6 separate regions of the Mus musculus genome follow, and all the other regions are linked to region 1. The links are chromatin loops, found by intact Hi-C in ENCODE. Cell type or tissue: left cerebral cortex. All regions are shown on one strand.

What was found. Hi-C counts contacts between places; a loop is a spot of excess contacts. Peaks named below come from ENCODE experiments on the same cell type or tissue, not always from the same donor. Only the 100,000 strongest peaks of a DNase experiment are listed, where the experiment ranks them.
Region 2: a loop joins it to region 1, with 2.4 times the contacts of the local background. A loop is called at or near these places in 4 of 42 quality-filtered maps.
Region 3: a loop joins it to region 1, with 2.2 times the contacts of the local background. A loop is called at or near these places in 12 of 42 quality-filtered maps.
Region 4: a loop joins it to region 1, with 3 times the contacts of the local background. A loop is called at or near these places in 15 of 42 quality-filtered maps.
Region 5: a loop joins it to region 1, with 3 times the contacts of the local background. A loop is called at or near these places in 13 of 42 quality-filtered maps.
Region 6: a loop joins it to region 1, with 2.3 times the contacts of the local background. A loop is called at or near these places in 3 of 42 quality-filtered maps.

Annotation. Positions count from the first base shown.
Region 1 is chr1:58,908,135-58,912,134 of GRCm38, reverse strand. Trak2 (trafficking protein, kinesin binding 2) reads left to right here. Exons shown (of 16, transcript NM_172406.3): 12 at 299-499; 13 at 1,887-2,185; 14 at 3,346-3,612. Among named protein-coding and RNA genes, the nearest start is that of Gm28802, 13 kb to the right of the region's middle. In left cerebral cortex, no CTCF peak of the experiment used is centred here; a DNase peak (open chromatin) is centred at 2,214; H3K27ac peaks cover 180 bases.
Region 2 is chr1:59,116,893-59,120,892 of GRCm38, reverse strand. It overlaps Tmem237 (transmembrane protein 237), which reads left to right and starts at 1,087. Exons shown (of 13, transcript NM_001037812.3): 1 at 1,087-1,190; 2 at 2,887-2,918; 3 at 3,552-3,562. The coding sequence starts at 1,158. In left cerebral cortex, no CTCF peak of the experiment used is centred here; DNase peaks (open chromatin) are centred at 774 and 1,523; H3K4me3 peaks cover 1,651 bases; H3K27ac peaks cover 1,369 bases.
Region 3 is chr1:58,971,437-58,975,436 of GRCm38, reverse strand. Trak2 (trafficking protein, kinesin binding 2) reads left to right here and starts at 1,955. Exons shown (of 16, transcript NM_172406.3): 1 at 1,955-2,200. Stradb (STE20-related kinase adaptor beta) reads right to left here and starts at 1,915. Exons shown (of 12, transcript NM_172656.6): 1 at 1,587-1,915. In left cerebral cortex, no CTCF peak of the experiment used is centred here; DNase peaks (open chromatin) are centred at 1,473 and 1,960; H3K4me3 peaks cover 3,085 bases; H3K27ac peaks cover 1,993 bases.
Region 4 is chr1:58,983,144-58,987,143 of GRCm38, reverse strand. It overlaps Stradb (STE20-related kinase adaptor beta), which reads right to left. Exons shown (of 12, transcript NM_172656.6): 4 at 1,756-1,855. Among named protein-coding and RNA genes, the nearest start is that of Stradb, 12 kb to the right of the region's middle. In left cerebral cortex, no CTCF peak of the experiment used is centred here; DNase peaks (open chromatin) are centred at 1,844 and 2,187; H3K27ac peaks cover 694 bases.
Region 5 is chr1:58,992,081-58,996,080 of GRCm38, reverse strand. Stradb (STE20-related kinase adaptor beta) reads right to left here. Exons shown (of 12, transcript NM_172656.6): 8 at 3,706-3,877; 9 at 3,326-3,430; 10 at 2,944-3,188; 11 at 2,478-2,520; 12 at 959-1,788. The coding sequence ends at 1,645. Among named protein-coding and RNA genes, the nearest start is that of Stradb, 21 kb to the right of the region's middle. In left cerebral cortex, a CTCF peak has its summit at 2,104 (motif pointing right); DNase peaks (open chromatin) are centred at 86, 663 and 2,153.
Region 6 is chr1:59,098,113-59,102,112 of GRCm38, reverse strand. Tmem237 (transmembrane protein 237) reads left to right here. Exons shown (of 13, transcript NM_001037812.3): 13 at 915-1,529. The coding sequence ends at 976. Among named protein-coding and RNA genes, the nearest start is that of C2cd6, 5.2 kb to the right of the region's middle. In left cerebral cortex, no CTCF peak of the experiment used is centred here; DNase peaks (open chromatin) are centred at 893 and 2,148; H3K27ac peaks cover 314 bases.

The sequences.
Region 1 (4,000 bases):
GAAGCGTCAAGCCAGGCCCATGTGGTGGAGGCTTGCGTAGCAGCGTGCAGTCCTGGGTGAGATCCCTCGGCATGGAAGGAAGGAGCCACAGGACAGAGCAATGACTGCCAGTCAGGAGTGAATCTGCTGCTGTGCAGATTGTCTTCCTGCAAGGGAGCTCTCCTGTATCACTTTTCTCAATTTCCCCAAACGAGAGTCCTCGGGGCAGACTTGTGCCTGGCTCTGTCTGTGAACAGCTCTCAGGAAGCGCTCCCCTGGCTGAGACTAACAGGAGTGCATGCTTCTTCCTTTCTGACAGGGCCCAGCAGAAACGGGTGTTTGATACTGTCAAGGTTGCCAATGACACTCGGGGCCGCTCTGTCACCTTCCCAGTCCTGCTACCCATCCCAGGCTCCAACCGTTCAAGTGTCATCATGACAGCAAAGCCCTTTGAGTCTGGTGTCCAGCCAGCAGAGGACAAAACACTCCTGAGCCCAGGGGGCAGCACAGAGGTTCCAGGGTAAGGCGGGGAAGAGGAGGGGGGCTGGGGTCTACATTCCTTATCGTGTTGGTATGCCAGATTCGAGAACTCAGACCTGGCCAACATCCCTCCACACTGTCCAGAAGGTGCTGCAGCCGGCAGTTCGCAGTGCATTCTGATGCCTACATCGTGCCACAGTGGTCTTAAGAGGCTGTGTGCATTCACTTGCCGTGTTCCTTCTACATCAGTTCTAAAATGCCTCCCAGTTTCAATGCTGCATCGTAGGTGGAAGTGCTTCAAAGACCTACGAGAAGCAGTCTTTTATAACTTAGAATCCTTGCTTTCTTTCAGATACACTGCATATTCAGAGACGTTTGTGGCTTTCACACCTTTCTCAGCTTTCTCAGCCTTGGTTGTCTGTCTTCCCCTCTTTCTCTCTCTCTCTCTCTTTCTCTCTCTCTTTCTGTCTTTTTTATTTTATTGTTATTTGTTGTTTGAGGTAGGGTATTTTCTTGTACAACCTAGGCTGCCATCAAAATCATGATTCTCCTGCCTCAGTCTTCTGAGTGCTGCAATTAGTGGCATGAATGTGCCACCATGCCCTACTCATCCTTTCTGTGATTAAAAGCATGTAGTAGTGTATAGCTAGCATTCACAGTTATATAAAGCAATGGTACCTCTTGCTCTCAGTAATAGAGTCTGTGAACTATGCTAATAGTAACTTTGGGAGTACCTGACCTGAACATAAAAGTAGACCACACCTGCAGTTTCATAATGAAATGAGATGGAGAAGTTAGCAAGAATAACATATTTTACTTTCTTAAGGTAATTGGAAATGATGTGTGTCTTAGTCAGGGTTTCTATTCCTGCACAAAGCACCATGACCAAGAAGCAAGCTGGGGAGGAAAGGGTTTATTCCACTTACGCTTCCCACATTGCTGTTCATCACAAAAGGAAGTCAGGACTGGAACTCAAGCAGGTCAGGAACCTGGAGGCTGGAGCTGATACAGAGGTCATGGAGGGATGCTGCGTACTGGATTGCTTGCTCAGCTTGCTTCCTTATTGAACCCAGGACTATCAGCCCAGGGATGGCACCACCCACAATGAGCTGGGCCCTCCCTGCTGGAACACTAATTGAGAAAATGCCTTACAGCTGGATCTCATGGAGGCATTTCCTTAAGGGAGGCTCCTTTCTCTGATAACTCCAGCTTGTGTCAAAAAGCCAGCCAGTACAATATGTTACAGTGATTGTTGTGATAACAGTATTGTTGATGATTTTGTTTGTTGTTATTTCTGTATTTTAAATAGCTAAGAAAACACCTCATTTTCAAGGTAAGTCTTTTTTAATGTCCAGCACTATAGAAAGGAGTGGTCTAGATTATTCTCACAATCTACAGTCTCATCATCAAATATGATTTTCCCACAGAAACTCGCAGCCCACAAACCCCCCAGGATCCCCTGAAGATAGTGATCTGGCTACTGCATTGCATCGCCTCAGCCTGAGAAGACAGAACTACCTAAGTGAGAAGCAGTTCTTTGCTGAGGAATGGGAACGGAAGATCCAGATCTTGGCTGAGCAGGAGGAAGAAGTCAGCAGCTGTGACGCCCCCACGGAGAACCTTGCCTCAGTCTGCACTGACCAGTCGGAGACCACGGACCTCGGCAGTGCCAGCTGCCTTCGAGGCTTCATGCCAGAGAAGTTACAGATTGTCAAGCCCCTAGAAGGTAATAAGCCAGGAACAGCTTTTAGAAGCCGTGTCTATGTTAGACGTCTCTCCTAGAATTGAGACCTGTGTTATGTTGGCACCCTGTGCACAGGCAGGCTGTGCTGTGCTGTGCTGTGCTGTGCTGTGCTGTGCTGTGCTGTGGTGCCTGCCACATAGCAGACAGTGAGTAAGACCTGAGTCACCAAGTCTTCAGCTATTTGTTCTTTTCTGACATTTTAATATCAGCGCAGCAGGGAAGTGGGAAGACTCTTACCTGACTTTTGCTACAGAATCCTGTAATAGCAGTTGCATGGTAGGACCAACAGGCTGAGATGAATGAAGAGGAGCAATTAGAGTGTCCCTGCCATAGAGGCACACAGTTACATCTGTACTCTTCTCCTTCCGTTCAGCTTTACCTAAAGCACAGCTTAAATTCAAAATAAATACCTGACTTATCAGATAGTAATGGTCCACAAATGATTCTCTAATTCTTGGCTTAAAAGTTCCTTTTAAAACAAAGGTTTAAAAAGGTATCCTGTAGACTCCTGCTTTGGTCCAAGTGTTGGTTAGCGTTGCTGATTTCAGGATGAAATTACCACAGTGACACAATTAGATGTGACATCCTGTACAAGGGCATGGGTTGCTCTTTCATCAGAGTCACATGGGCTGGAACCAAAGGGAAATGTTCTCCACTTTATCACCTGCGTCTCCCTTTCTTCCTGGCAGACCAAGGAAAGTAGGGTCATGAGCAAGCAGAGAAGTGCACAGGAAATTCAAGTTATTTCCCAACCTAAGCACCCAAGTTTTGCTTCCAAGATCATCAACTGTGCTGGGTGAATATTGTTTTTGCCACCTGGGAAGGAGCAGCCTGTCCCTGAAGTGGGTGGCCTCCTTCCTGCCTGAGCAGCCTGGGTCCTGTTTAAAACCCTTACTGGGTTTTTTTCTCCTCTTCTTTAGATGTCCCTTTGAAGACTGTCTTTTGAAATAGAAAACTTATTGCTCAGCCATTCCATGTCATGTTAATTTTTGACAGAGAGCTTAAATTTACAAATTTGAACAAAATGTCAAAACCAAATAAGTATCTGTATTGTTACTGTTGTTGCTCACACAATTCTAGCTTCTTCAAGATTGGGGATCTGTGGGAATGTAAAGCATGCCTGTCCTGCTTTGCTTGTTCAGGATCACAGACTCTGCATCACTGGCAGCAGCTTGCTCAGCCGAACTTGGGAACCATTCTTGATCCACGCCCAGGCGTCATCACTAAAGGCTTCACACAGGTGCCCAAGGATGTTGTCTACCACATCTCGGACTTAGAGGAGGATGAAGAAGAGGGCATCACTTTTCAGGTTCAGCAGCCTCTTCAACTGGAGCAGAAACCTGCACTGCCCACGCCAGTAACGGGAATCTTTCTGCCGCCCATGACCTCAGCGGGTGGACCAGGTACAGGTGAGAGGAGGTGCAGCTGAACATGGCCTCGTCGTAACCAGGACACTACATTGTCTGGCTGGGGTTTTCTGGCTACTGCTGCACAGTCTCAGTGGCGTTTATTCGTTAGTGGAGATAAAAGAATACAAACCCACAGCCCTGCTGACATTTCTGATTCCTCCCTCTCTCCTACCAGCCTGCAGAAGTGAGTTAGGCAGAGTCAGAGGTCAGGCGAGTCCGTGGTTTGCAAGCCTTTTGGTCTCAGGGTCCTTGATGCTATTGAAAAGTCCCTGAGAATCTCAGGTTTGTCTATATAGGTTATGTCTACTAAGTTAAGATAAAAACTGAGAACTTAAAAAAAAAATAACCCATTTAAAAATAAAAGTTCTCATGCAAATACTGGTTTCTG
Region 2 (4,000 bases), 210 kb before region 1:
CAAAAGTGCCTAGTTGACTAACTAAGCTAAGAGCGGTTAACAAGTACACATTTATCTAATAAGGAAACCTATGACACTGTTATTTCCAAATCAGCAAAGTGGACTAGTCCTGGAGCCTGTATATGAGCTCCAAAACGAGGATGTTGATACAGTCTTGGTCTCCCTAGATCCGAAGCTCCACTGCACCCATGTCTGTTCATCTTCTTTATATCCACACTTCCCTCCATTCTACCTATTTTAAACTATAACTGTTCCCACTGAAGGAACTATCAGAACTGAACATTCAGATTATACTCCTAGGCCTACAGGGAATCTAGGAAACTGGGCAGGCCAGTGAAAGAGATCCTCGCTGTTTCAGTCATACAGATCTCCCTCCAGGCAGCACCCTGGCAGACGGGAACCAGGTGGGGGACGCCGGCCTCTCCAGGCTCCGCAAAGCCGCCTCCTCCCACAAGTCCCCGGAGGCCGGGCGTCGCGGGAAGCCGGCCTCGGGCTCCGGCGGTTGCGCCTAGGGAGGCCCGCGGGAAAGCATCATGAGGGACGACTCAGGGCCTCCGCTGGAGGAGGACCAAGCGGTGAGCGACGAGGGGCGCCTGGCCCGGAGTGTGGCGAAGTGGAGGTGTCCTAACCAGCAGTGACCACCGCCGAGCCGGGAATCTGGGGACAGCACTGCCCGAGGGGTGCGGCGGGGGCGGACCGGGGCTGTACATCAGGGCGGGCCCCGCAAAAGGCGATCAGGTCCACCCAACATCCGGGCGCCCTAGTCAGCGTTGCCATGGCGACGCCTCCGGGCGGCTCTCGGTCAGAGAGGAGGATGTTCCGGTGGGGAGTTTGAATACGAGTCTGGTCCCGCCGTGCCCACCCCCACGCAAACCACGATGACCTCCCGGGAAACTGTGGGTGAACCCCCTCCGCTCCTGGGGACGCCGGCCGACGCTGAGGTTTTCCTAGTTCGAAGGGGTCAGATTGGGTTCGGCTCCGGTAGCCCCAATACCTCCCGTGGGACGGGTGGGGACGCTCCGGGCCCAGCAGCCATGAGGCGCAGCCCGATGACGCTCTGCGCCTGCGCGCCTGGGCAGGAGGGGCGGGGCGGGCCGGACCGGGGCGGGGCGGGCGGCTGTGGTGCCCTGAGCTCTGCTGCGGTCCCTGGAGACGTGATGGGGAAGAAGCAGGTGGTTAGCGAGCCTCAGGTACTTTTGAGCTGTTGGGAATTTAGTCTCCGCCTGTTCAGCGGTTCTTCTTTTGAGGGGCTTAGAGGTGCGGTTTCTAGATGGGTGAGATGGTTCATTTTTGCGGGACTTTTGAAATACCAAGAGGACTGGGTCCCACTTTCATAGCATCTTGAGAATAGTAGTGCTTTTGTAGGACCACCATTCTATTCCAGTTGTCATTTTGACTGCTGGATTCCATTAGGACATCGTCAGTGTCCTAATTTTGTAGCATTCTCACGAATTTGTTTGAGTGAATACAACCATGGATTGCGAAATGGGACAAGCAAGAATATCTAAAATGTGAGCCTTTGGAATCAGTGCCTTCCATAAGCAGCATGAAATACCCGAGCTAATAAATCGACGTCTAGGCACTGCTCTTAGAGATCAATTCTTTTAAAGGTGTATTTGTAGCCGGACAGTGGTGGCGCACGCCTTTAATCCCAGCACTTGGAAGGCAGAGGCAGGTGGATTTCTGAGTTCAAGGCCAGCCTGGTCTATAGAGTGAGTTCCAGGACAGCCAGGGCTATACAGAGAAACCCCGTCTCAAAAAAACCAAAAAAAAAAAATGTATTTGTTTTGAGTGTTTTGCCAATATATGAACCACTTGTGTGCCTGTTGCTCACAGAAACCTGAAGAGGCTGTCCATTTCCCTGGAACTGGAATTACTGGTGCTTTGTGGGTGCTGGGAACTAAACCCAGGTCTGCTGCATGAGCAGTAACTGCTCTTAATGGCTAAGCCATCTATTTTGAAAATTTTCAGAATGCTTAACTAATGCTTCCTGAGCTTGCAAGCAGGACTTTTCTTAAGTAAGAACAGGGTAAACTACACCAGCCCCAAATACTTCCTGTTCTAAAATATGTTACCTATTTCTATTTAAAGTAACTTAAAAAAAAAGCATGTTACTCTGTGGCATAAAACCTTAGTTGGCTTCCTAGTTAATAGAACTAAATCCGTATTCCTTCTGCTAGTCTGCGAGGTCATAGTTAATCTGACGTCTGCCTTCTGTCCTGTGTCACTGGTTTCTGCCTGGCTGCTCTTTACCTGGAGCCCTTCATGCCCTGTCTTTCTTGAAAGCCTTAACATGTGCTCCTCATTCCCTGTAAATTTGGCACCTTTGTCAGGAAGGGCTCAGCTCAGATAACATCAAAGAGGCTTTCCCTAAGTAAAACATCACTCTTCATTCCTTATATATGGTTATTTATTGTATGCAAACACACATGCACATGCATGCACACACATGCATGCACAGACACACACACAAGCATGCATGCACACACATTTATATGGCATGGTCTAGTTTTATCTGAGCATGCAACATTATCTTCCAATACTTAACCACTAATGGAAGGTCTGTAAAGGGAGATGAGCTCTGTTTGATCCTGTTCTGAATGCTCACAATAGGCCAGACTGGTTGAAGTGGAAGAAGAAAAGAATTTTACATGGGGTGTAGGAATGGCAGAATAGATCTAAACCCAGCAGTCCAGTTTACATCACCGCCTCCCGGGTTTCACTGATAATCTTCCAAAGATTTGAAGAGAATTGCTGATCCATTTTATTTGATAACATCTGGACAGTGGGCTTTTAAAGGAGAAGCTTTGTGGTGCTTGAGATAAATGAAGGTGAGGTTAATCCAGCTTTTATTGACGAGATGTTTGCCTCTCCCCTCCCCTATAGCGTCCTCCACGAGCACTCCCACCTGTGCCAAGGTAAAAACAGTTTACGGTCATTTAATTATTGAACTTTAAAAATATAAAGTAAGAAGAAAAAAAAAATCAAATAGTATGGTTGAAAACCTACAATACTTCATTAAAAAAAAATCCTTCCTGGAATTTTAAAAAGTCTTCCTAAGAAGTGAGTGGTAAAAGTTAAATTCAAATCATGAGAATAATTGTTATGAATAATTACAGAAAGCTGTCACTCTAGCACGGTGGAGGAATGGGTCTGTCCTGGGTGTGCTGATTCTATTTACCAGGATTCTCCAAGGCCCTCCTGTTTGTGGAATATTCCATCAGAGCTTAAACCGATTATAACCGGTGACAAAGAAAGTTCTTAATCTGCTTAGTCCCTCTGATTAATAGACAGTAGGGAATGTGTATTTGTGCTTTCAAAATACTTTTAGCAGTGCTATTAAACAATATACTATTTACAAATAATAAGCTAGTTTATAAACTGGCTAGCAGTATGTAAAAGCTAGTTTTATTTTTAAAGTTGTAATGATGTAAGTCAATTTTTAGCTAGACAATAAAATAGATATCCAATTAATAGTTTCTTTTTTCTTTCTCTCTCTCTCTTTCCCCCCCCCCCCCTTTCTGATTACATTTGGCCGGGGTCACGTGAAGTGCTATCCAAGGTGAGTTAGTTTACTGTAGTGTAAACAGTCCTAAATGCATTTGTTGTTCTGAAGTAAGAGTGAAGATGAGTACACTGGCTCTTACGAGCCTACCTGGACTGCCTAGGTTTCAAGGTAGGGACAGTGGCACACACCTGTAGTCTCAGGCCCTTGCAGGCTGAGGGAGGAGAGCTGCTTAAGCCTAGGAGTTGACGGCCAGTGTGGGTAACAGTCAGCCCTTGCCTCAAAATGATGATGATAATAATTTTCACAATCTTCCGTGACTGCCATTTGAAAGTCATGTGTGATATACAGTAATAAGTTGCTCTCTGCAGTTGCCTTGACTTGTTAATAGCTCTGTAATAGACAGTACTTTTTCTCTTCTCCTTCAGTCAGGATAGGCAAGGTTGTGCTACACTAACAACTCCAAACGTTTTATTCACTTAGTATGTTCCTCGT
Region 3 (4,000 bases), 63 kb before region 1:
CACACACACACACACAAGTAATTAACACCAGGCCCTGACCTGCTGCTGACTTTACCTGAGGCGGTCTGGTGATTAATTTGTGGTTACCATGATTCTGTATCTGCTTTACAGCACGTTGTTATTGGGTTTGTTGTTTTAAACAACAAAACAATTTGAAAAAAGTCAGGTCACAGTCTTCTAGAACTGTTACTACCAGTGGGGTGGTTTAATCTCAGAAGTTTTACCTTCAGCATACCACACTATTAACAGATAATTTTTCAAGACATTTTGAGGTCAGGGCAGCAGCTGCACATGGCAAAGGAGTTGAATGAAAGATCTGCTGTTAGTTTTTGCTACTATGCTAAGATTATAAATCCTTAAAAGTAAATTATAAAGTAAAAAAATAAAGAAGCTTGCTGAGGCTTGGTGGAACATGCCTTTAATTCCAGCATTCAGGAGGCAGAGGCAGACGCAGGCTGATCTTTGTGAGTTCTAAGCCATCTAGGGATACCAACATAGTGAGACCCCATCTTTAAAATATGTGTGTATGTATTTACTCATAAATGTGTGCATATATATGTATATATATATGTGTGTGTGTGTATGTATATATATATGTGTATATATATATATGTATATGTATATATATATATATATATATATATTTAAGAAACCTGTATTCCTAAACATAATGATGAGTACTTCAGTGTAGTCCCTTGCAATTGTACCTAAAAAGCTAACCACAATAAAGCTTTATAAATAATCTAATTTGTTGCATAATATAGAAGTCATACCCAGGCCTTTCATTTGAAAGGTTAACACTTTAAATGGACACCAGAGGGGCTATGTATTTACAAGACTTGGGTTTTGCGTTAATCGAGGTATTCAATGGTCTACTGTTACAGGAAATGCCGACAAAAACAAAAAACCTACCAATACTCTTTGTTAGGCTTCAAAATTACAGTAATTCTCAAGGTGATCTTGAAATCTCATAAAACCTTAACAAAGATCATAGCGAAGCACACAGCTTAATCCAATTTTCCAAACTTAGTATCATGACTCATGGTTTCAACAAATATTTACGGAGTGCCAAGCACTGTGCTATGCAGGTGCTGTCACAAATCATGATCAAGTTTGGAGGAAAGGTATTTGACATAACAAACCCACGAGGGGAAAACAAGACATCAAATGTAAACACTGAAGACAAAACGAAGCCTGGACATTTAATTTGGAAAAAGGTCCCTTCGACGTCTCTGAGCAGACAGGTCTGGGGCCAGAGTGTCTTCAGCTTGGGAAGTCGCCAGGCCTGTGTGCGCTACCAAAGGTAAGAGCTGGGGGAGCGGGGCGGCGGTAGCTGGGTTCCTGCACCTGGCACCGCTGCTGGGCACCCGGGAGCCCCGGCCCCCCCGTGCGCTGGCACAGAGACAGAGAGCGGGAGCCGGCGTCCCGCAGACTCCAGCGGCTGCTCGGCCGGCCGTGTCAACTCCGGTAAGGAGCGGAGGCGAGGACTGGCCTTGTAGCCTTCCGCTGTGCACCTACCGACCTGCGTTCCCTGTCGCTCCCCGGGTCCCCACACCATCCCGTGCTGGCCTGCCTCCCCTCATTACCTAGGCGGTGACCAAGGCCAGCGACTCTCCAGACAGCGGGCGCTGAGGGGAGGCGACACGCGCGAGCCCCGGGACCTGCCTCGCGAAGGGGCGAGGCGAAAACACTAGGCCGGCTTCCAGGGTGAGCCTCAAGGCACAGAAGTGCAGCACGGCCTGGAGAAGGCCGGTCGGCCTGGACTTCTGCCCTAGCCCGGGGCAACCGGCCGGGACGGGATTCGCCCCACCCCAGCGGGGTCGGGGCCCGCCGCTCCGCCCCACCGCGCCTCCAGCTTCTAGCTCTGGAGTGAGGAGGCGGGGCCCTCGAGCTGTAGGCGGGACGGAAAGCAAACTACAGTTCCCAGAAGGCTTTGCGCTAGGGCCGCAAAGCCTGTTGGGAGAGTGGGTCTCCTTTTTAGCTTCCCTAGCTGGGTGGGGGCTGCCATTGAACCGGCGTCACTGCAGCTCCAAGGTCGCCCGGTGATGATGTGAGAGCGCCTGCCAGTTCCTGCCACGCCCGGGGGGGTTAGCTCGGTGGCGGCGGCGGCTGCTTCAGATGCTGCTCTCAGGCTGCCGCGCATTAGGGGCTTCTTCCTGAGCGAGTGTGGGCGGAAGAGCGAGGACGCCGGGCCATTCCCGTGAGTAAGCTCCCGCGTGCGATTCGAACTTGCCCTTGTCAACTTCTCTCAAAGGCAGAGAAGCCTTCCTGTCCCGCGTCCCTCTGGTCCCCAGAGGTCACTCACGGAAGGATTCCGCCCCGAGATGGGAAAGGGATGTTTCCCAAGTGTGGGTGCAAACTGATGGGAACTGGGCGGTAGCCTCCGGGATTCACCCTATCTGCACCTCTGAAGATTGGCAGCTTCCCATCCTTTGCCAGACAGAGTCCATCTGGAGCTCTGTCGTTTTAGGATGAGTGGCTTTAGTGTCTGGACGTTAAACCTTAAGCTCTCGGTGGCCATCTGTGATGCAAATGGGAGGAAAGGACACTAGAAAGAGCTCTTTCTTTATTGGGCTTTTATTTGTAATTGATTTGGAACCAAACGCCACATGTCTTTTTAAAAGAAATAAGGAAGACAGACAGACAGAAAGACTTTTGGTTGAAGCAAAAAGAATGAATATTGGCAGTTGTGTTTTCCAGTGCCAGCACTTCTGAGTCCCAGACACTTTTTTTTTTTTTTAAATCACAATTATGGCAGTGAAGTCAATTACCTGCTTATGCATCTTTTTCTGCATCAGGAAAGATGGTAATATTTCGCTGGAAATTCACTTAGCTTATGTAAGGACCACTGAACAAAATGAGCTAGACTCAGAGTTCTTGCTCTACCTTAGTAAAAATGTTTGTGACCTTTCAAATCTTTGCTGTCCTGTTAAAAGTCTGAGCTACAGTGAGCTCCAAATAGCATATTAATGGTGGTGACACTTGAAAACGAATTGTGAAGGACATTTGGTGGTGGGAAAGGGCAAAATTAAAGGCACTTTATCATCTCGGCCACTCTCCAGCTTTCTATTTTTAAAATTAGGTAGTATCTGGCAAGCCTCAGATGTTTAACCAGCACATACATACCTATGTGAAAGACAGTGCTCTTACCCATACCCATTTTTACTGATGTGATGATGTACACGGTTCACCTAACCACGCACATTGCTCACTAGTTGCACTGGAGACTTTCTGTATCAAGTCGAGATTTACACCCATACCTGCTTTGCCTCAAAGTTATGAACCAGGTTAAAAGAATGGTTAAGAAGAATTTTCATAGTTTGCTAGTACTCGCTCCATCATTCCTTGACTATGAATGCATCCGTAACTCCCACTTTAGCCCTCTGAACAAATTGTACACTCTTGTCTGCTAGTCTCATCCCTCATAGAACTGCTCATTAACACACTAAGAGCTCATTCCAAATCCACCTGGATGCCTTTATGTCTTAAAAAAAAAAATGATAGGATTGGACTTATATCACAAAGGTGCTTTCCAGTTCTCGGGTTTTATGGTTCTATGGTTATTATTCTTCACTGCAGATGCTTAACATCCATAGTCACAAAGCATTGTTATTCTTCCCTATGAATGTTTAACATTCATAGTCATAAAGACTATGGAAATTGGCCTTTTAATGTTTTTACTTCACTGCCCAGACTATATTAGAGCCAACATGAGGGATGGGGGATGGTAGCACTGTAGTTCTTGCTCATTTTCTTCTTGTCTACAGCTCATTTATATCATCTGTATGATTCCTTTTTTTGTTTTGGATTTGTTGGTTTTTTTTTTGTTTGTTTGTTTTACTTTTTTGAGACAATTTCACTATGTAGCTCAGGCTGACCTGGAGCTCACAGAAATCTGCCTGCCTCTGTTTCTTGCGTGCTGAGATTAAAGTTGTGTGCTTCCATGACTGTATCGTTTTTAAAATTACGTTTGTTTGTTTGTTTGTTGCTGTGTGTGTGT
Region 4 (4,000 bases), 75 kb before region 1:
TGCTTAATCTAGAGAAAGGCATATTAAAACAACACCACACCACTGCATATTTACAGTAACTGCTAAAATTATGTCTTGATGAACAAATTGTCATATAGGCAAACAATGGAATATTATTCAGCAATTTCAAGTCTCTCCTTACAAGCCCTAGCGACTACTGATCTGCCTGATGTATATCACAGAGGGTACCAAAAGAAAAAAGTTTGAGTCTTTTGTGCTTGGCTTCTTTCACTTAGCACAATGCTTCTGAGATTTACCCGTGATCCAAGTATCTGACTTCCCCTGTTGCTGAAAAAATGCATTAAATGGCTCCATCAGAGGAGCCATTTATGTATTCCTAGGTGGTGGGCATTTGAGTTACTTAAAGTTTCCCTAACTACTCCTACACAGGTCCTTAAGAAGACACATCTTCCTTTCTTTTTGATAAGTACCTGCACTTGAGATTTCCAAGGCATGTGGTAAATACAGGTTTGAATTTAAGAGTTGCCAAGCTGTTTCCTAATGCGGCTGGACTATTTTTGCATCCTTACTTTTTGCATGAGAGCTGAACGTGCTTGGCCCAGTCACTCCCCAAAGCCTATAAGATACCATCCCATAAGTCAATCAATCCTTTCACAATGTATAAGCCACCATGTTCAAAAGCCCCACCTCTGTGTGACCACTGGAATCCTTCCTTCATCAACAGAATTGACTCGGCAAAGCCTAATGCCCGTGGCAGAGTGCCCGCGCGCGCAGCAATGCACGGCCAAGGCTCTGACTCTGCTTGCCCAGCTTCATTTGGTTTCTTGCAAGTCTTTTCTTCTGGCCAACAATTCTGTGAGTTAGCAATATTATTCAAAACTTCCTCAGACCGCCAAGATTGCTCTCTGTAGTTTGTATTTACACAACAACAAGCAGCCCCAACTCCCCCTAAGAGGCAAGCGGCTTTTGCCCTTACTCTCCACTCCCAGGACTGCTGGATTGCTCCTCAGTCTTCTCTGTTCTGCTACTGAGTGATGAACTAAAGTTAGTTACTGCTTTCCATCCACTACATTAGTAATCTTTATACCAAAAGGCATACATACATTATAAAGCAGTCTTCAAAGCTAGGGATAGACATCTTTAAGAGGTTCCTTTAACACATCTCTCCTCTAATGCCCTCTAATGTCTCACAAGTACTCTTCTCCATGTTCGCATCCCAGAGAAGAGAAACCTCAAGTCAGAGCTTTTTTTTTTATAGCCTCAAGCCAACAGTGTCACTGCTTTTTAGTGATTAATTAGTGTTCCTGAATGTTCAGAGCAAATGTTTCACAACATAAAGCTATAAACAGGAACTGATTTTGTTTTATACTTAAATGCGAAATTTTTACAATAAAATTTGGATAAAATATAAATTAATGAGTAATTTGGATTAAGTGTCATGACTGAAAAAAAATTGTATGACTTGATTTAAATTCCTACCCTGTAAAAATTAAACCCATAAAACTAAAAACCTCCTACAAAGATTCAAGTATGTACTTAGGTTATTTAAAGTTCTCTCTATTTTTTTTCCTAAATATAATTCAGTGGAAAAGTCATACTAGACAGAACTCTTAAAATATGAGTGATTATTTTTAAACAGACATAAAATGCTTTAGAGTCAGGTAACATACCAGCTAAAATCCAATTTTATGCTGTAGGTAACAAGGAAGAAAGGCATGCCTATAAAATAATCTGTGTGCCACAGTGTGCTCTGTAGCACAGAGGAGGCAAGGGCAAGAAGCCCAGCATCATTACCTATCTCCACTTGCAGTTCATAGTGAGACACGTCAGTGGAGCAGATCACCTCACTGGCTCTAGCAGACGGAGGGGGCCGGGAAATGGCTGACTCATCAACCTGCATTGTTTTACATAATAAAAATAAAACAGAATAAACATCATTAGTCCCCCAATTTGATCTCCCTATCCCAACAGAAAATATTGACAGTACTAGAAGGTGACTGAAAAGAATATTTTAAGATCTAGAAGGAATTTAGCACTTGCTAACCGATATCAGGTTTCAGCCTGAAGAGAGAAAGGCAGAACAAAACAGATGAACAAGAGCAAGACATACTTCTCATCTCATTTTCAGTAAAACTTCTAGAAGGTTCTAAGAATAGATGATAACTGTTAAGTGTTTAAAGGAGGAACTGCAAGGACTGTGAGGATATTCTAGGCTGTGTTCTTGCTTTGAGTCTGAGGTATATGCTTTGTTAACAGTAAAGACGTCTTTCATATGATAAAATGAAGTAAGAGAAGGTCAGAGAGAAACATAACCCTAAGGAGACGGGAGGTCAGTGTTACAGGCCTGCCAGCTGAAGGTGCCCGTAGCAGTGTGAGGTCTCGTGGGGTGCTCTGGAGTCAGCGGCAAGTCTGTATCTAACTATAGCAGCAGTGAAATAGCACACAGGAAGGAGAAAGAGGAGGCCTAACCTACTAGCATAATATGATATCCATGAGGATGTCCTAAAGGACACAGGACCCCAAAGGACACTAAGAAGCCTTTACAGGAACTAGCAGGTGGCAAGAATCTTGTTACTGCCTCTAAGGAGGCAAGAAGGAAGTGGGGGAACCAACAGTATGATGTGAGGAATTGGGCTAACTCCATTCATATCTAACTCTTTAATCAGGAGAAACAGGTTAAAGCCAGTAGATGGAGTTATATAGATGGTGACAAGTATGTTTCCAAAACTTGAGAACAGACTGATAACCCTTTACTTATGGTGAAGCACAAATAAAAGGGCATGGAAGAGAATTCTATCATACAATTGAAAGTAAGTCCAATTTGGGGTGGGATGATACCATAAGCTAATTTGGCTGTTTTAGAATAGGGAGCATTCAGATAAACAGATGTAAAGAAAACATAAAATAAAAAGAAGAGTGTATAACAATGTCTTAAAATTTTAAAGTGATATCAATCTGTAAGACTTAGAAATGCTAGACACATAAAGCACCAAGGTTTATTTTCATAACTTATAAAATGGCAGGGGGCAGAGATGGCTCAGTGGTTAAGAGCATTGGCTGCTCTTCTAGAGGACACAGGTTCAATTCCCAACACCCACATGGCAGCTAACCATAACTGGAGTTATAAGTGTAACTCCAGTTCCAGGGAATCAAATGGTCTCTCCTAGACTCTGCAGGCACTTCATGCATGTGGTACACAGACATACATGCAGGCTAAACACAAATAAAATATGTGCATGATTATGGGCTGAAATCAGCTAACCACCCCACCTCTAATTGCCTCCATCTATTGCAGGAGGGAAATAGTCTTCTTAAAACTAGATGTTACAAGCAAATATTCAAAGGCTATGGGTCTTTTTTGTTGGCTGAGGTTTTTTTATTTTGTCTGTTGTTTTTGAGACAGGGTCTAGCTCTTCAACCCAAAGTCTCCTCCTGTCCTAGTCTGTCTTGTTATGAACCCATAGTGAACTCCTAACTCACTCAAGAGCAACTGTATGTCCAACACTTCTAATCTTCTTTTTCTAGTTTTGCTTTTCCTTCCTTCCTTCCTTCCTTCCTTCCTTCCTTCCTTCCTTCCTTCCTTCCTTCCTTCCTTCCTTTTTCTTAAGGAAAGGTTTCCTAGCCCAGATACTGGCCTTGAATTTGTGGCAATCCTCCTGTCGCAATCTCTCAAGAGTTAGTAGTACAGACACAGCCATTATACCTGGCAACAGACCAATTTTCAAAAAGTAGAATAAATAAAGCAGCAAGTCTGATGTTTCTTCCCAGAAGAGGCTGAGATCAAATTGACAGTGAAAATATGAACCATGAAGAAAATGTCACCGTAATGACAATAAGACAGCATGGGCTGACAGAAACTCATCTCAAACTAACCTCACTTCTCTTATTATTAATTTAACTACTAGAGAACTACAAAGCGAAGTTATGGCTTGCTCCCTGTCCTAGTTTCATGTCTGCTTCTGTGATAAGATATCCTGACAAAAGCTAACTTAGGAAGAAAGGGTGTACTTTAGCTTACAGTTCCAAAGGAATACAGTCT
Region 5 (4,000 bases), 84 kb before region 1:
ACAGGCAACGTCCATGACACCCCTCCTACCTTTGGCATCTGGCATGTGCAGGACTTTCTCAGATTGGGAGATGCTAAGGCATTGAGTGGGATGAAGTACAACTCCCTCTATGGCAGCTGCTCAGTGCTCCAGTGGACCTGTTGTCTCCTTCCTCTATGGCCCACTCTAATTTCTCTCACCTCCACTTCCCACCTCCGCAGGTCTTGGCGGCTGTGTCGATAGAGAAACTCTAACGTTCATACTTGAGGCAGAGGTATAGCCAACAAACATGAACAGAATTGCTTCTAACTGCCTATTTAGACTGAAGACAATCATTTTACAGTAACTTCCAATCTATATAGTCATATAGATGAAGAAAACCAACTGACATAGACCCCAGTTTATTACAAATTCAATTACAAACCACTTTTAAGACACTATGCTAGTTTGGATGAAAAATGTGCGATATGGTCTCATGTATCTGAACACCTAGTTGGTGTTGGTGATCAGCTCTTCGGCGATGCTCTTTGCCCTACAGGAGGAAGTACGCTGCAGAGGGTGCTCTGAGAGCTTGTAGGCTTGCCCCAGTTCCAGTTCCCCCTCTCTGCTTCCTGTGATGTAGCTGAGATAGGACCTCTTAGCTCTCTGCTCCTGCTGCTTTGCCTTCTCTGTCAGTAAGGACAACTAGCCCTCTGCAACTCTTTTGATTGTGGGATTTTATCATAGCAACAAAAATGTAACTAAAACACAATATCTCCTGCTAGGGACGCAGGGCCATTAACAACAGCATGGGCTTCAAGGTTTACCCCACTACAGAAACAAGCATATAAAAGGCCAACATGCCATTTGTCTCTAGGAGATTGCCTGAAGTTTATACCATGTTATGTAAATTATGTGTAAAAAAGAGATTCTCTCAGCAAACCAAATTAGAATCTGTGTTCTAGTTTTGTTAAGCCACACAAAATATATAAAAGAGATGTTTAATTTTATACATTTTTATTGAGCTCCCACAGGGTGCATGAATTAATGATCTATAATTTACACAGGTAGAAAAGTGTTGTTAGCCCCTTCCCCTTTAAAATGCAAATTGCATCTTCTCTTTATAGTTCAAGTGAATTATTTAATGTGAGCAAGGCTCAGTTTGATGTTGCCATATGTAAAAGGAATAGTACAAACATTTTCCCTTCTCCAAAAAAGGGCTTTATACCAGAATAAACCAGCCTGTTCATCTACCAATAGCTGATCAAAAAGGCTAGTGAATCTGGAAGAGAAGATGCTCTGGAAGCAGTGTCCTCCGAGGAAGGGTTCATTCCCCAGAGAACAGTAAAATGTAGAAGAGAATTAACTAGCTCAAAAGTTACACTGAGATCCAGAAAGTACCAGTCACAGCTTAAAAGGTGGAAAAGAAGCGGGGGATGTGCGGAAGGGCGGGCGAGCGGACACTAGCTGAGCTGGGCAGTAACTGACGAGGAAGTCGTGCGGGTGCTCTGATCTGGGCAGAGAGGGTAAATCCACGCCCCATGAACAGAGTGGTTTAACTGATCGATTCTCCAGTGCACCAACTGTATTTTCAAGTATAGATTTGTCATTTGTACCTAACAGGACCGAAGACAAGCAGCAAGGAGAGGCTGTCAAGTATAGAGGACATGAAATGATTTGGCAACCCTAGAATTCCCACACTGGGTCTTTGTCATCAGGAAACTGGAATTCCAGCTCGCTCCACGGCGACACTGGCTGCAGTGACGCTGATGGCCTGTTATAAGCAGGTGGCAACAGGGGAAGTATGGAATCCTGGCTTTCTTCTTTCATCTGTTAAAGAAACTTAAAATAGTGACATGGGCACAGAGACTCAACACAAATTTTATAAGCAATAAATAACTTTTAAAGAAATTTTAAAACTTTAAAATTATTTTTAGGTCTTTTCCTTTTAAATGCTTCTAGTTCTGACAATCGAGAAAACCAAAGACTTAAAAGCTAAATAAACTAATTTTAAGCAGAATTATTCTGCCCTGCCATTATTTCTAGGTAAGACAGACACCAGTTTTAAGTTAATGAAAATATAGTGTGTGTAACATATGTTATTTTTACTGCTTTGTTTTTGAAGAATAAAAATCTTTTAAATATTCTATATATAATTAAGGCCACTAGATGGCTCACCAGGCAAAGGTGCCAAGGGTGTTTTACACCGGTACTTGAAAATCTAAGCTCTATCCTGGGGTCCACACAATGGAGTGAGAGGGTGACTTCCACAAGTGTCCTTATGACACATTCATGAACATACACCATGTACACACACACACACACACACACACACACACACACACACACACAAATAAGCCTAAAATTAACTACTAAAAATGTTCTTATTTTAATTCTATTTTATAGGGAAGTTATTATTAAATTTTTTGTAACCCAAGTGTCCTATGAAGCCAACTAATAAAGGCCTTTAAAAATAATATTTTAAAATATTTAAAACAATGGATAATGGACCAGCTCACCTGCTTGAAGAATACATGGGACAACAAACTGCTTGCTGATGGCCTGAAATTTTTGGAAAAGTTATTAGAAAATCTAACATCAGAAAATGTGTGTATGTGTACATTATTGTGTTTGTGTGTGTGTGTATGTACACACACAAAACTGTTTTAACTTCTTAGGAGTTTCCAAAGGTGCCTTAACAGACACACTAAGAACTGATTTGTTTATGGCAGCTCAGCTGGGCGTGGCATAGGCAGCTCAGCTGGGCGTGGCATAGGCAGCTCAGCTGGGCGTGGCATGGCCACGGAAGGAGCCCAACTGCTCTCCATACCTGCTCATTACTTGGACTTGTTCTTAGCACTGACACTCTTCAGATTAAGTTTCTTGATCAAGATACGTTAATTTTATGGGAAGAGTAATATCGTAAAACTACTATAAGATGTAAAGCACGTATGTTTTATGCTACTTAGAGGTGACTAGTATTACCTTTTCTCAGGATCTTGCTGCAAACACAGCTGCACCAAGCTAAAAAAGGCAGGAGAGAACGTCTTTGTGGATGGCGTATGGAGCCGGTCACTATTGACTGTGTGAGTTCCAGTGGAGACAAGCACACTCTCTCCAATCCCAGAGTCTACTCCTGACTGGGAATTTCTCATTCTAGAGTCTGACTGAGGAAAAATACTGACATCCAGTGGGCTATACGGAGGACCTTTCAGTTTCTGTAATAGCATCTAGGAGAAAGGAAAACATCTATAGGTAAAACATGTACACAAAAGTGCTAATAAAGCTCTAGAGTCTACAATAAACATGGTCAATAGAAGTTATCTGGACCTAAGAAAGCTGTCACAGTTAAGTTCTGGAGCATTACCTGAGTCCTATGCATGTCCTGGAAAGGTACCTGCCCGCTGGCCAATTCACAGGCTGTGATCCCAACACTGTAAATATCTGACTTCACATTATATCCATGTAAATCCTGTAAGCACAATAGAGAGCCTTAGTACGAACAGCAGAGAGGTATCCAGGTGTCCTCTTGATAAAGGATGGTGAGCAATGAAAAAGAGCCCCCAAAGCACAAAATCAAGATCCACCTGATAAATGCTTTCACAATTTAAAATTCCTAACACACGTGTGAGAAGAGAAAGGTCTTGTGGCAGCCATTCACCAAAAAAACCAAGGACACAGCTGTCCTTTAGTCAAACTCAAAGACATTTGAGACACACAGACACAACAGCAGTAGCCACAGCTGACCTGTCTCAGTAGTTCTGGACTCAGCCACGGCTGCACTGATGTGCTGAACTGTGGGAAATCAAACACAGCCCTATGCCTTTGTCCGTGCTTAAGCAAACTATGCAGGTGGGACAGGCCAGAGAGGGTCACCAGGCCATCACCAGAAATGAGGATATGGCTGGCTTTAAAACTCCTAGAACAAAAAGAAACAGTCCTAAGTACTAGGAACCTGGCCAACGAAGAATGAAGAAAAGTGTGGTGAGAACATATCCTCATATTCCCTCGGAAAGCAAATACCCTTTATAAAACAGCAGTG
Region 6 (4,000 bases), 190 kb before region 1:
GAGAGACCCCCCCCCCAATCTCAAAAATAATGTGGAAGGTGATAGACGGCTGACATCAATCTCTAGCATCTATGTGTATGTGCACACATTCATATGATCATGTATATTCAACATACCTACTCACACACAAAAATGTCACACATTGTGTGTTTTGCTGGTTTTTTTCTCTTGAGGTATGGTTTTTGGACATTCAAAGAATTTTTTAATCTAATGGTTTATATCAGAGGACTTTTATTGTTTGTATTCTCAAGGTTTAATTTTTTATATTTATTAGCATTTTAATAATAAATTGTATTTCTATGTGAAATAATAGTTTAATTAGAGAATGTCAACTAACAGCACTCTGTGTTGTTGCTGGGACTGACACTAATCCTGGCTGGCGTGTGCAGGGTTCTGTTTCAACTGCAATGCCCATGATACATAGTAAAAATTCCAGAAACCTGATGTCTTTTAAGGTGGGTCATTTTAAAAGTGAAGACAAAATGGGGATAACCCCTAGCTTATTGGGACTTTTGGAGATGAAATGGGATAGCTGCGTGGAGGTGCACTGGTAGGCACTGGTGTTGGTTCTGAGTCCTTCCCTCTCCCCTGTGTCTTGATCACCTGATCACCGCAGAATTAAATCTCTTAGCTCTTTTAATGATCCTAGGTGACTTAATTTTCTTGGTAAGATATGTTAATGTTGTCTTTATTTTGTGTATTTTATTTTTAAGAGGTTTATAATAAATTCAATGCTTGAAATTTTAAAATTATGAAGCATGTCCACTTGCTACTAGCTTAGCTTTTAGGTTAAAAACTCCCTGAATAATTCATACTTGTATATGAGTTCTATGCCTAAATGCTTTCCAGCAGCTGCAAAGCTATTCTGAGGAGCTGAGAATGTTCTAAGTATGCTATGTTTCTCTCTTCTCCAGAGTTAATGTTCTTTTCTGATGTGGACGAGCACCCTGAGACAGGAACCAAAGCCTCTCCATAGCCGCTCCTTCCCTGCAGTGGCGCCTGCGCTCCCCACTCGTGTTTTTAAGTGTATTTTTATAAGATACATGTATTTACAATTGAGCTTTTGTTACATAATGCTGAAATGCTACTGGAGATTATGAAAAATGTTTCAATTTTATCTGGTCCTTATACCAAACTAACATCTTTATTATTATCACCTTAGTGATACAGGAGATAATGAGCTAAAAAAAAATAAAAATAAAATAAAAAAAAGCAGGTGATCTGTTTGTTTCCTGTTCTCTCAAATTTGCTAAATTTATAATTATTATCTAAAAAGCACCAATGTAGAAAAGCCTTAACTTCAGTGTTATAAAATATACATCAAGTTAAAATGTAAATTTAGAAAATGGGGAAGATGGGAAAATGTTTTCATTTTATATTTTTGATGTCTTATTGAACATACTGAAGTATATAATTTGTGTTTTCTGAATCTGCTAGCTTTGTGTATCATGTAATAATTATGTCGTCATTTGAATTGAAAGATGCTTTATAGCTAATAAAACAGAAATACATCTCTTTGACAAGCTTTATTAACTGAAGGTTTTTCCTTTTTAAAGTCTGCGCCAGTTATTTTCCTCTCTGGTCCTATAGGAACCTCATCAGAGTCTATAGGGAGCGTTAGGAGAATGTGTCACAGCTCCTATAAGCTAGGATGTGGGTGGCGGAAGCAGGGGATCAGGAGCTCAGTGCCACCCTCAGCAAGTTTGAGTCCAGCCTGAGTGACCTGAGAGCCCATTTCAGAAACCAAAAGCAGCACAACAAACTCAGACACAGCAAAAGAAAAGCCGGACCATGAGCCTGCTCAGACTTGACTTTGGACTCATCTCTGGAGAGTCTCTGTGCTGACTTTTACAGTTGATATGATCGATTTCAAACCTGGGGTTTTAGTCTAGGAGGCAAGGGCTCTACCACTGAGCCACCTCCTTAGTCCTTCTGTTTCTGCTAGTTTGCTGAGGAAGGGGGTTGGGCTGTAGTCCAGACTGACTTTAAACTCCTTCCCGATCTTCCTTCCCCAGCCTCTTGAATGCTGAGATTGAGGGGTTCTTCTCGGGAGTCACAGGAAACGTGAGTGGAAGGTCACCTTCATTTGCACACTCTCTGTCAGATAACTCTAGGTTTCTGGGAAATTCCACTCTTGGGCTGGGTTCTGCATGGAAAAAAGCTGTCTTAACACATTTCAAATGGTTCTTCAGCTGGTGTCTGTGAGCCCCAACAGCTTAAGTCAGTGTGAAGACCTGCTAGAAGAGAAGGTGACTCAAAGGCTGTTGGACACATCCCTGAAACTACTGGGCCTCCCAGATCAGCACACAACTGAATGATGTATAGAAGATGAGTGACAGTTTGGCAATTGAGGTGGCTGTTCTTGAGGATTTGGTCTATGCCAGCAGCATGCTAGAAATACCCTTTACGATCTGTCAAGCCAGCGTCGCCGAATGGGTATTCACTTGTGTTGTAGAATTGTAACTACATGCACTTCTGGCGTTCCTGCCAGTGTGAGTCCTCACTGATTAGCAGTGATCCCCATGTCGGCAGCAGCTGGGAGTGTACTTCATCGTCTGCTTCGCAGCAACTGCAGAGATGTTGAGCTGAGGCCTGTCATATCTGAATATGTCATCAAGGAGTGGGGAAAGGTGCTGTCAGGGTGGGGGTGTTGCTGGCTAAGTCATGGCCCCTCTCATTCCTGGAGTCCATGAGGACTTTTCACAGCAAAAGTGGCTTTGCAGATGTGAGTAGGGATACGAGCTTTGAAATGGGGAAAGTATCCTTCATTGCGCGTGGCTCAGCATAGCCAGGGGATGTTTTCTAAAGGACTAAACCCTTTTCAGTTCCACCAAAGAGCTGTTGGTCAGTTGTGATATTTCTGCTTAGAAAGGTGGAGGGGCCTTTAGTGACCTGAAAGGCTGTGAACAGACTCTTATACAACAGACATAGAATTCAGGAATTCTATCAAGGATGAACAAGGAAGCAGTCTTCCAGAAAGCAGTACTGTCTTGGTGGTACTTTGATTTGGACTCAGTTATATCTGTACCAGACTTGAAATACAGACGAGTAAGGTAGCAGCTTTGTATTAACTAAGTGTCTAGGTTTGCTCCTAACAGCATAGAGAATGCAGCCTTACATTGCAGCTGGAGAAAGCTGTCTATGTTAATAACGTAATAACTGACACTGGAAGAATGGCCTTTGAATTCAGGTCTGAGAGTATGACTTAGATTTCACATTCCTTGATGTACTCCAGCAAGGACACAATCCCCGAACCTGCAAATCCTTCACCTGCAACAACACAACAGTGCATGTCAAAAATTCTTTTGACCATGATGTTTAGGAAAGTTCATTGCAAAAGCCTCATTGATTAATTCAAGGCAAATTGCTAAGACTGTAGATGGCAATATCAGACCCGTCAAATTGGAATCTTTGAGGATGGAGCGTAGGTTTATGGGAGCAGGGAAAAGGGAGGACGAGGCTCCTAATCTACTTAGATCTGGAAATGGAAGGATCTTGGAAAGGTTTGTAGGTAAAGTCAGATGTGAGCATTGTAAAATGGATGATTTCCTTCTAGAGATGAGTACCAAAATAGCAGAAAGGCAAGTAAGCTTAGCACTGTAAAAAAAAAAAAATCATCATAGTCTTCATCATCATCATTGTCGTTGTCATCATCATCATCATCAGTGTGTATAAATGATGAGGAAGGGGTTTTGTGCTATACACTAAATGGGGAGGTCAAAGGACAACTTTGTGTAGTTGGCTCCCTCCTTCCTCATGTATATGGGTTCTGGGTAGCCGTGTGCAAGGATGTTTATCTGCTAAGCCAGCTCAGCTCAGCATTTAAAAAATAAAAGAAGTTTTATTTTTATTGATATGAGTGTCCATGCCACATGTGGGTGGGTGCCCGTGCAGTCTAGAAGTGTCAGATTCAGCTACAAGCAGTTGTAAACTGGGCAGAGTGGGTACTAAGTACTGAGCTCAGGTCCTCTGTGTGTAGAGTGGGTACTAAGTACTGAGC